Regions from separate parts of the Homo sapiens genome. Here regions 1 and 2 are each linked to region 3. The links are chromatin contacts, found by Hi-C or POLR2A ChIA-PET in ENCODE. All regions are on one chromosome and are shown on one strand. Each heading gives the region's core, a stretch centred on a gene start or an enhancer-like site at or near the end of the contact. The rest is flanking DNA. Distances are from core to core; before and after follow the strand shown.

Evidence for each region. A loop is a pair of places that touch in the nucleus more often than their neighbours do. ChIA-PET counts read pairs that join two places held with the same protein, here RNA polymerase II (POLR2A). Pooled maps may share reads with other maps.
Region 1: a pooled map shows a loop between it and region 3 (2.8-fold over the local background). The contact joins the enhancer-like site here to the promoter of CD55 in region 3. A Hi-C loop is called at or near these places in 1 of 37 single-sample maps with no recorded cell type and 2 of 50 pooled maps. POLR2A ChIA-PET finds 5 or more read pairs at or near these places in 1 of 52 experiments (naive thymus-derived CD4-positive, alpha-beta T cell).
Region 2: a loop to region 3 is called in a pooled map, with 23 times the contacts of the local background. The contact joins the promoter of PPP2R5A here to the promoter of CD55 in region 3. A Hi-C loop is called at or near these places in 6 of 50 pooled maps. POLR2A ChIA-PET finds 5 or more read pairs at or near these places in 2 of 52 experiments (activated CD4-positive, alpha-beta T cell and activated T-cell).

Annotation. Positions count from the first base shown.
Region 1 is chr1:203,326,573-203,329,405 of GRCh38, reverse strand. No RefSeq gene overlaps it. Among named protein-coding and RNA genes, the nearest start is that of BTG2, 22 kb to the right of the region's middle. RefSeq lists enhancers at 84-720, 1,380-1,569, 1,770-1,869. Within about 2 kb of position 1,430, at least 39 of the 41 ENCODE cell types and tissues checked have a DNase peak (open chromatin) inside an H3K27ac peak, as active enhancers do.
Region 2 is chr1:212,283,975-212,287,046 of GRCh38, reverse strand. It overlaps PPP2R5A (protein phosphatase 2 regulatory subunit B'alpha), which reads right to left and starts at 1,637. Exons shown (of 13, transcript NM_006243.4): 1 at 756-1,637. The coding sequence starts at 936. LINC02608 (long intergenic non-protein coding RNA 2608) reads left to right here and starts at 2,026. Exons shown (of 4, transcript NR_125984.1): 1 at 2,026-2,068. RefSeq lists a silencer at 905-1,874 and an enhancer at 2,045-2,124.
Region 3 is chr1:207,320,268-207,323,348 of GRCh38, reverse strand. It overlaps CD55 (CD55 molecule (Cromer blood group)), which reads right to left and starts at 1,671. Exons shown (of 10, transcript NM_000574.5): 1 at 1,484-1,671; 2 at 782-967. The coding sequence starts at 1,583. LOC107985251 (a long non-coding RNA gene) reads left to right here and starts at 1,220. Exons shown (of 3, transcript XR_007066838.1): 1 at 1,220-1,663. RefSeq lists a silencer at 1,396-1,475 and an enhancer at 2,036-2,245.

The DNA of each region.
Region 1 (2,833 bases), core at 181-2,680, 4.0 Mb after region 3:
CTCCTGACCTCGTGATCTGCCCGCCTCGGCCCCCAAAGTGCTGGGATTACGGGCGTGAGCCACCGTGCCCGGCGCCACACCTTTTTTTTAACCCAGAAAATATAAAGTGCTTTCACTTCTATGACATTTCTTTCCCTGACACATCTATGCGGTAAGGATACAGGTATGATACAGCCTACTTTACAAGACAGGGTAACTGGGACCTAGCACGTTTAATTGACTTGTCTCCCTAAAGGCACAGACTCAAGACTGAACCCCAGAACCCCAGTCTTACTGGCTCCCCATTGAACTGTATCCCATCTTTGTGTGTTCCTTACCCTCTTCCCTGACCTCGCCGTCAGGCGTCACTGAAATGCCCCAGACGCATCACTGCTTTTGTTCTTAACAATGTGAAACATCAACCAAGCCCAGCAGGTGATAGGACTGGACAGCCGCCAGGGGTCTGTGAGCACTGAACAACCAGTCTCCACGTCCACTGAAGATAATGTATGATGTATCAGCATGTGGTATGTTTGGGGCAGGCAAGAGAATGCAGAAGGGGTGAGTCTCCAGGTGACACGAAAAGACTTCAGGAAAGGGATTTGGGGAAAACAAACAAGCCCATCTAAGTGTCAATGTGCATATATGGAGAGAACATTTATGGAATGTTCTACCTAACAAAAGGAGAAAGTTAAATCCTATTAAAAAGGGAGTTGTAAGTCCTTGCTTGCTGCTGTTCTAAAAATTTTTGAGAGGTGGAAATGTGAAGAAAAGACCTTGAAGAAAAGAGAAATCTAGTCTTGCCAAGATAATTCTCCCTTAGTAAAAATCTAGGAGCCAAACGCAGGACCCATCCCAGGGCCTTGAAACCATACCAAGTTTTATTCTGAGTCTTAAATTACTTTACTCATAGGACTTTAAATGTCCTTAGGATCTAGTGCTATCCCCAGCACCTAAACCAAGAATTGTGAGCTGAGGTAAAATGTGAGAAAGAAATGCTCATTCCTTTGTTATTAATACCTAAAATAATATCACCATTTATTAGGCAATTATGTGCCAGGCATTTTGTCACAATAATGAGAGGAGATAGTGCCATTATTATCATTAGTATTTTTCATAGGAGAAAATTGAGGCTCAGAGAGGTTAAGTAACTGCTCAAAGTAACACAGCCAGAAAGTGGCAGAGGCTAGAGTCGAATCGTGGTCACCTGTCTCTTCAGTCTAAATCTCAATGCTACTGTGCCGAATTCTTTGAGTTTGTGGGTGTGTGTGTGCTTCTGTGTCCTGGGGCGGGGGAACAACGTCACTCGAGATACATTAAACGACGTTTACAATGTACGTGCTGGGGAACTGTATGCTGTCTTAGAGGCTGAGGCTGGCGCCCGTGGCCACAGTACAATGGAGGGGGTGGTTAATCTGGTTTTAGAGGATGGCGGATTGGCGATGGCAGACAGAGCTCAAGTAACTGCGCCCATAGGAGGGCGCAAGCACGCAGAGGCACGAGAAGAAAAGGAAGAGGGCCTGAGCCCGAACTTGGGGAAATCAATGCCCAAAGCCTGAGGGACTCTGGAGGGAGGACGGGAAAGGGCCAGAGGTTCACCCCCGAACCTCCAGTTGCTCAAGAAGCGCCGGGCGGGGCCCTGCAGTCGCTCAAGCTGCGAGGAGGACCTGAGAAGCGGGGACGCCTTCGAGGTTTTAGGGACCTGAGCTCCGGCGGCAGGTGGCGAAAAGGCCCAAGCCCAACGGCCGCCCCGCCTCGCCCCTTCCCCGCCTCCCCCTTCTCTGAAAGGCCCCATTCTCCACAGCCGCCGGGGGAGCAACTCCGTTGGGAAGCCACCTAGCGCCCGGCCCCACCTTTCTTTTTTTCTTTTTTTTTTTTTCTTAATAGTTCTCGGCCAAACGCCGCGGCGTCAGGGCGGGCTTGGATTGGCCCGCGCCGCCCCCGAGCCAGCCAATCAGCGGCTTGTTGCCAAGGTGGGGCTTCCCCAGAGCGGGCGGAGGCTGCGGCGCGGCTGCTGTTTCCCAGCAAAGAAAGCAGACTTGTGAGGGCGTCTGGTGGCACTTTCAGGTCCCAGTCAGCTGCTCGTGGGGATTGAGGGACGTGGGTGGGTGGCTGGGGGGTGAGCGGCCGAGGGCCCATATCCGGGACGGAGGGAGGGTCACCTGCCTGCCTTTGCACGCCCAGCCGGCGCTGTCTCCCTCCTCCCCGAAGCTTCCTTGCTGGACAGGTCTGACTCCAGGCAGCCCGTGTGGGATCGCCTTGGCCGCAACGGTCCCGGGTGGAAAGGCATCACCGTTGTCCCCTTACCCTCACCACCAAGCATATTGAGGAAGAGGGACTTGCAAACGTGAGAAGGTGCAAAAATCATCCACCTAACTTCTGAGGCAGAACAGACTATGAACTGAAGACAGTGCTGTATTGCAGTGTGTGCCCCAAAAGGGACCAGCTGACCTTGCAGGCCCGGAGGTGCTAATGAGAGAATGAAAAGGGCCCCGGGAAGCAGGAGACGTAAATCGCACACCTTCTCCCCATGTAACAATAATGCCCAAACCGCCACAAAGCAAGGGTCTGGACGATAGGGTCTCACTTTTCCAACCATAGCTCAGTTACACAAGGGAGAAAGGGCAGAGGCAGATCTACCCCTCACACATTTTCTACCCCTCACACATTTTCCTTTGGCCTCATACTCAATTCCCCAGTCCTGTTTATCTCAGTTTCCATTGTGTAACCTAGATGAATGCCTCCTGTTCTAGTAATGGCCATAATAATATTTAATCACATTTATTGTGTACTTTCTAAGAGCTGGGTACCCTTCTGAGCACCTCACAAAAATCAATCCTCCCAACAATACCGA
Region 2 (3,072 bases), core at 388-2,887, 5.0 Mb before region 3:
CAAACTAAGTTCCCATTCGACTGCAAAGCAACACTACCTACTCCTTCGTATTTCCAAATAGACCATGTGTATCGGCTCAGACAACAGAATATTTTAAATCTATTCCTTGAGCTAAAGGATACCATTTAAAGCTAACGATCCTGTGAATAAGATACTACACTGGTCAAATTTTAGGCTTTTTCTTTATAAATACATCCAAAGGCCAGCTAACTCTTAACCGTTGTTTGCATTCGGATTCCTGGTCTGATGACTCTTAGGGGCAATCAATGGGAAGTGAAGTTGAGAAGAAGGTGGGTGCAGACGGCTTTATAACTGTAAAAGTAAAGGACTAGCTAAAAGTGGCCGAACAGAGGAGCTGACACTCGGGAAAGTGAAGGTCGGGGAAGGTTCGTGCGGTTGTTAAAGCAAGACCGGGAAAGGGCAAACCTGGAAGAGGAGTGAAGGACTCTACTTCACGGGACGCAAGATAGGAAGTGCAGGTTAAGCAAGCGCGCAGGTGGGGAAGGGTGTTGGCCTCCCCTAGGATGGAAAGAGTTCAGGTGGGAATTAGAAGGAAACAGCCAAGACTTCACAGAAAACCTGTTTGAATAAGGAGGAGGGCGTGAGGTGACGCCAAGGCATTGTGGGGAACTCGGCTCACACACTACCAGTCCCAACTGAGCAGGAGAAACCCAGCAGGAAATGGCTCTGCTGGCGCAGAGGCAAGCGTTGCCAGCCCCTGCGCTCGCTGCTGGGGCTGCGCCCTCGGAGGTTACCTTTGAGCTGGGGCAGCGGGTGCAGCTCTGCCTGGCTGCCCTGGCTGCGAAACTGCGACGAGCCCTGGGAGCGCTTCTGCCTCTGCGCCTTGCGGACCGATTTCCGGGTGAAGCCGTCCACTTTCTCCGAGGCCGAGATGGCGGCGCTGGCAGCCCCCGCCGGCGGCGACGACGACGACATCTCCGCGGCCCTGACGCTTGGCAGCTCCGGCTGCTGCTTGCAAGGCACGGGCAGCGGCGGAGACGGCAGGAGGAGGCGGGGGAGAGGCGCGGGGTGCTCGCGCCCCTGCGCCCCGGCCCCACGGCCCTCCGGCCCCGGGACGCCGCCGAGCTTCTCCTCGCCGCCCGCCAACGCCTCACGGCCACATCTCAGCGCTGGAGGTTCCTGGTCCCCGGCGCGCGGCGAGCTCCCGGGGCTGACGGAGGGAAGGGCGGGGGCGGAGGGGGGTGAAGAAGTTGTTGACTCTGGGCGCGCAGAGCGGGTGGAAGAGAGCCCGAAGTTTAGACAACTGAGGCGGGGGCACGGGGGTGCGGGTGCCGAGCGCGCCTCTCGTCGCTTCTGCCCCCGTCGCCAGCCAGCCGGCCGGCCAGCACCTCAGCGGCCGCTGCCAGCGCAGCCCGCCCTGCCTGGAGCCTCCTCTCAGGGCGCTGCCATCGCGGGTCCCCTCGGAGCCACTGCCGCGGTGCCCGCTCTTCCCGGTCAACGCCGGCCCCTCATCGCCCGGGGCGCTGCCCCGTAGCCCCGGCCCTCTGCGTGCACACACTCGCTCCTTGCCGCGCTGGGCGGCCCGAACCCCCTCCCCCACGCGCCCGTCGGCCGCCCACGGAGAACCCCAGGCGAGCGACCGCTACAACTTGAGAAGGTGGTTGGTACAGGCGACTGGGGAGTGTGTGCGCGTGTGCGCGCGCCAGGGCGCGCGGCCCGGGGAGGGGCCTCGCAAGGGGTGGGAAGGAGGAGTTTGACTGACAACTTCCGCGGGGTCCCGCCCGCCTCTTGGTGCGGCGGCGGGGGAGGGGGCGGGAAAGCATGCCAGCCCTCTTAGCCAATCACACGGCTAAGCGGCAGCGACGGCGTGAGGTGCGGCCTCTTGAGGCAGAGGAGTGGGGCGGGCTGTGTGACGGGCTTCGGCCACAGCCAATCGTAAGTGAAGACGGCGAGCGGGGTGCCCCTGCGTCAGAACAAATGCGGCAAATCGCTTGGGAGGGAGGGGAAGCGCTCCTCCACCAGCGGGCATTTTTGCGCTCACGCGCGACTGCTCCAGGCTGTCATTGCTCTCCTGACCGTCTACGAGAAGACTGGGAAACTTGAGAGGGTGCGTTCAGAGAGCAAAATAGAGCGCCCCTTCCCTTCCCTCACCTCTCTGCTGGCCAATGAAGAACTGAAGCGATTGGTGGGGCGCCGGAGGGCTGGGGCGCGAAAGAGCGCCAGGTGTTACACCACTGAAAGGGGGCGCAGCAGAGGTCAGGTGGCGAGCAAGCAGTGTGATTGACGGGCGAGGGGCCCGGGGAAGGCGAGAAGGTGAGCTCGTCCAATCGTTGCGAGGTCTGGACACCTGGGCGGGTCTTGGCGCCTTACTGGCCCCAAACCGCAAAATTGGTAGTTGCGGAATAAATTTGTAGCTCTTGGGAGGTTCGGACTCCGCAACTCCAGAGAGCTACTCTCGCGTGGGGTTTGGGCAGTCTAGCATCTGCTGCTTCAAAGAGTTCTGCAAGTCCACGCCCTCTAAAAAGAGATTTCTCATTCCCAATTTAGTATCCTGCTAATTTTCACCCCTCCTTGAGCCAAAGGCCCTCAACTACTCCAACGAGAAGAGTACAAATTCATTGGTCAGTGGTGTGTGGATATGGAGGCTTGCCATGTACTCTTACCGGAATCTCTTTCTTGGAGATTCCGTCTAGATTTTGAATTTCTTAAGGACGAGGACTGGTCATCTTAGTTTTTCGTGCAGTGCTTTCCATACGGTGGCCGTTAATAATTATTAATCTGAACAGTCAGCCTCCCTTTGCGCCAATGGACCCAAATCTGTAATCCCCTCCCTCGAGCTCCAGACCTTTTCCTTTCAACATAATAAAAGTAATTGTCGTATATTTAAACGAAGCCACCTGATGCATATGTACAGAAGATTCCAAATTTGGCAGGAAGTTGAATTCTAGACCTAGAACCAAACATACTATCCTCAAAACATTTCCTCCTTCAGATTTGCTGGGCGGTGAAATTGTACATAATCCTCCCAGTCAAGGAGGTTCAAACCTCAGCAGCGTTTCTGACACTTTTCGCTTTCTCACATAGTCAAGCTCCAGATCATGTTAAATCTAC
Region 3 (3,081 bases), core at 422-2,921:
ACCTATCTACCTGTCTATATCCCAGTTTATACATCTCTCTCTCCCTATATATATCTCTCTCCCTATATATATATATCTCCCTATATATATATATCTCTCCCTATATATATCTCCTTATATATATCCCAATTATATATCTCCTTATATATATATATCCCAATTATATATATCTCTCTCCCTATATATATATCCCAATTTATATATATACATATATTTTTTCAAAGTAGCAAGAAGAGAAGATTTGGAATATTCTCCACACAAACACCAAGTGTTTGAGGTACTGGCTATCCAATTACCCTGATTGATCATGACACACTGTATGCATGTGCCAGAATATCACATGTACCCTATAAATATGTACAAGTATAACAGATTTTGAAGTAAATATTGAGAGCTTTTAAAAATGCCACCACAGAGTTGTATTTGGTAAGTCCTACTTTATAAAATACTTAAGAAAACATATCATTTACGCTATGTGTCTCAAGGCAATTGCCAAATATATTTTATATGTTTACTCCCTAAACAATACCTATTGTTTATTTTCTCTACTAGTTCGTTCAAGAGGTACAGTGTTAGGAAGAAAAACTCTTAATGAAGCAGCAGGACCTACTCAGGGTGGTAAATGTCTTCAATTAGCTGGAGTGTGACGTGCCAACAGGGTATACCCTGGGGTTTAGTAACGCTAGAGAACTATCAATTACTAGTCACTCCAAAGGTATATAAAAATAAATTTAAGATACATTCCATTCCCAGAACTTTTCTAAAAAGATGAAGAACTTACGATTGCAGAACTCTTCAATATCTGACCATTGACTGCCCTTAAGGCAGATCACTGAGTCCTTCTCGCCAGGAATTTTCACAAAGCTTTCTTCACATTTGTACGTTATTACAGTATCCTCGGGAAAACTTGTACGGCCTTCCAAAGCTGGCTGGGCATTAGGTACATCTGGGGGAAGGCCACAGTCACCTAGGGAGACAAAAGCAGAACTGAAGGAAATGACTATCAAGTGTCCTCACAGTTGCTGTTTTCAAGACACAAGCCCCCTTGAAATGCCACACCTGAAAGAGATGACATGCAAGTTTGCAGCATCGTGTGCTCCACACGGCTGGACTCTGTCGAGAGTGGGGAACGGTCAGCGGTCTGGCCTCCCATCCTTTTAGACCAGCTTTTTGGGGGTTAAGGATACAGTCTCTTTGAGCCCTCCCTTTCGATTTTGCCAGGCTTGGCTGCTCCGCAAACCCAGCCGGGGCCTCTTTAACCCTCCACGCCGACCCCTAAAGCCAAGTCAGCTGGGGGCCGACACAGCAGGAGCCCCAAATGCTGGTGAGCGGCGAGAGCCTTAAAGGCACAGGACGGCGGGAACCACGACCGCGGGCCAAGCTCCCCACCTGCCAAGTCGCCGGCCCCTGTGCGTGTCTCAGAGACCGACTTGGACCTCCCACCCAGCCCAGGGGCTTCCCCGGCCGCCGGGCCCCTACTCACCCCACACGGCCGGCAGGCACAACAGCACCAGCAGCAGCAGCCGGGGCAGCTCCCCGAGGAGGGGCAGCGCCGCGGGCACGCTCGGCCGCGCGACGGTCATGGCGCGCCGGGTTAGAACAAGGACGCGCCGCCGGGACTCCGCCGAGTCGCAGCTACGCCCAGCGGCCGGAGCGAGTTGCAGTAAGCAGAAGCCTCGTGGCTCCGCAATACCAGTTAAATGAGTGCTTTGGGCGGGGTCTGGGCTGGGGCTCTGCGTCACCAAGGGTGGGACAAACAAGACGGGTGGAGTAGGGGTTTGTTGTGGTCAGAGGTGCGGTCAGAGGGCTCCGGCGTCATACGCCCCGGGGGCCCTAGACTCGGGGAGAGTGGGGAGGGGAAGGAGGAGGAGCTCGCTGGCAACACCCTCTGGGACTCACTCTCTCCACTGCTGGGTGGGGCCTGCGATGACCTGCCTTCTAGAAACCTAAATATCTCCTCGCTACGTAAACACAAACGGGGTGTAAACGGGAGAGGGGGAGGGGTGCTCAAGTATCGCAGGCCTTGCTGCCCGCACGTGAGTTCGTCTAAGCGGAGCATCCCCGCGCTTGAGTGCTGCCAAGGGGACCTGCAGGTGCGGTGGAGTTCGGGGGCTGAGACTCAGGCGCTGAGACGCGGTGCTCTACCCGCGTCTTGGGCCCTCTACTGGGAGGTCTGTCAAAGGCCAGCACGAGGGTGGGGAAATAACTAAGGAGGAAGGGCGTCATCTCCTAGAACACTCTCTAATGTGAAAACAGAGACCTGGGGAAACAGGTTGAATAACACAGTAGGGAGTGAACATTGTTCATGCCTTGTTCGGGTGGGAGTCATTTTCTTCACCCGGGTTCTCCTTATTTACGAAAGACACCACTTTGGGATTACTCCAGACTGACTGTAGAGAGAAATTCACCAGTGTGCGTGTGTGTATGTGTGTGTGTGTGTGTGTGTGTGTGTGTGCGCGCGCGCGCGCGCGCCTCGGGGCGGTGTGGGGTGGGATAACAATAAAAACAAACAGACCCCAAAACGCTGAATGGTGGTGGGGTGGATTTTAAGAGGAAGGCTTGTTACAAACCCTTTAGAATAAATAGCCTGAGGTTTGCAAGACTGGCCACACATTAGAATCACGTGGGGAGCTTATATATATATTTATATTTATATATTCATATATATTTATACATATATAAATATATATTCTTTAAGTTCTGGAATACATGTGCAGAACATGCAGGTTTGTTACATAGGTATACACGTGCCATGGTGGTTTGCTGCACCCATCAACCCAACATCTACATTAGGTATTTCTCCTAATGCTATCCCTCCCCTAACCCCCACCCTCCAACAGGCCCCCGTGTGTGATGTTCCCCTCCCTGTGTCTGTGTATTCTCATTGTTCAACTCCCACTTATGAGTAAGAACATGCAGTGTTTGGTTTTCTGGTCTTATGTTAGTTTGCTGAGGTTGATGGTTTCCAGCTTCATCCATGTCCCTGCATAGGACATGAACTCATCCTTTTTTATGGCTGTGTAGTATTCTATGGTGTATATGTGCCACATTTTCTTTATCCAGTCTATCATTGATGGGTAT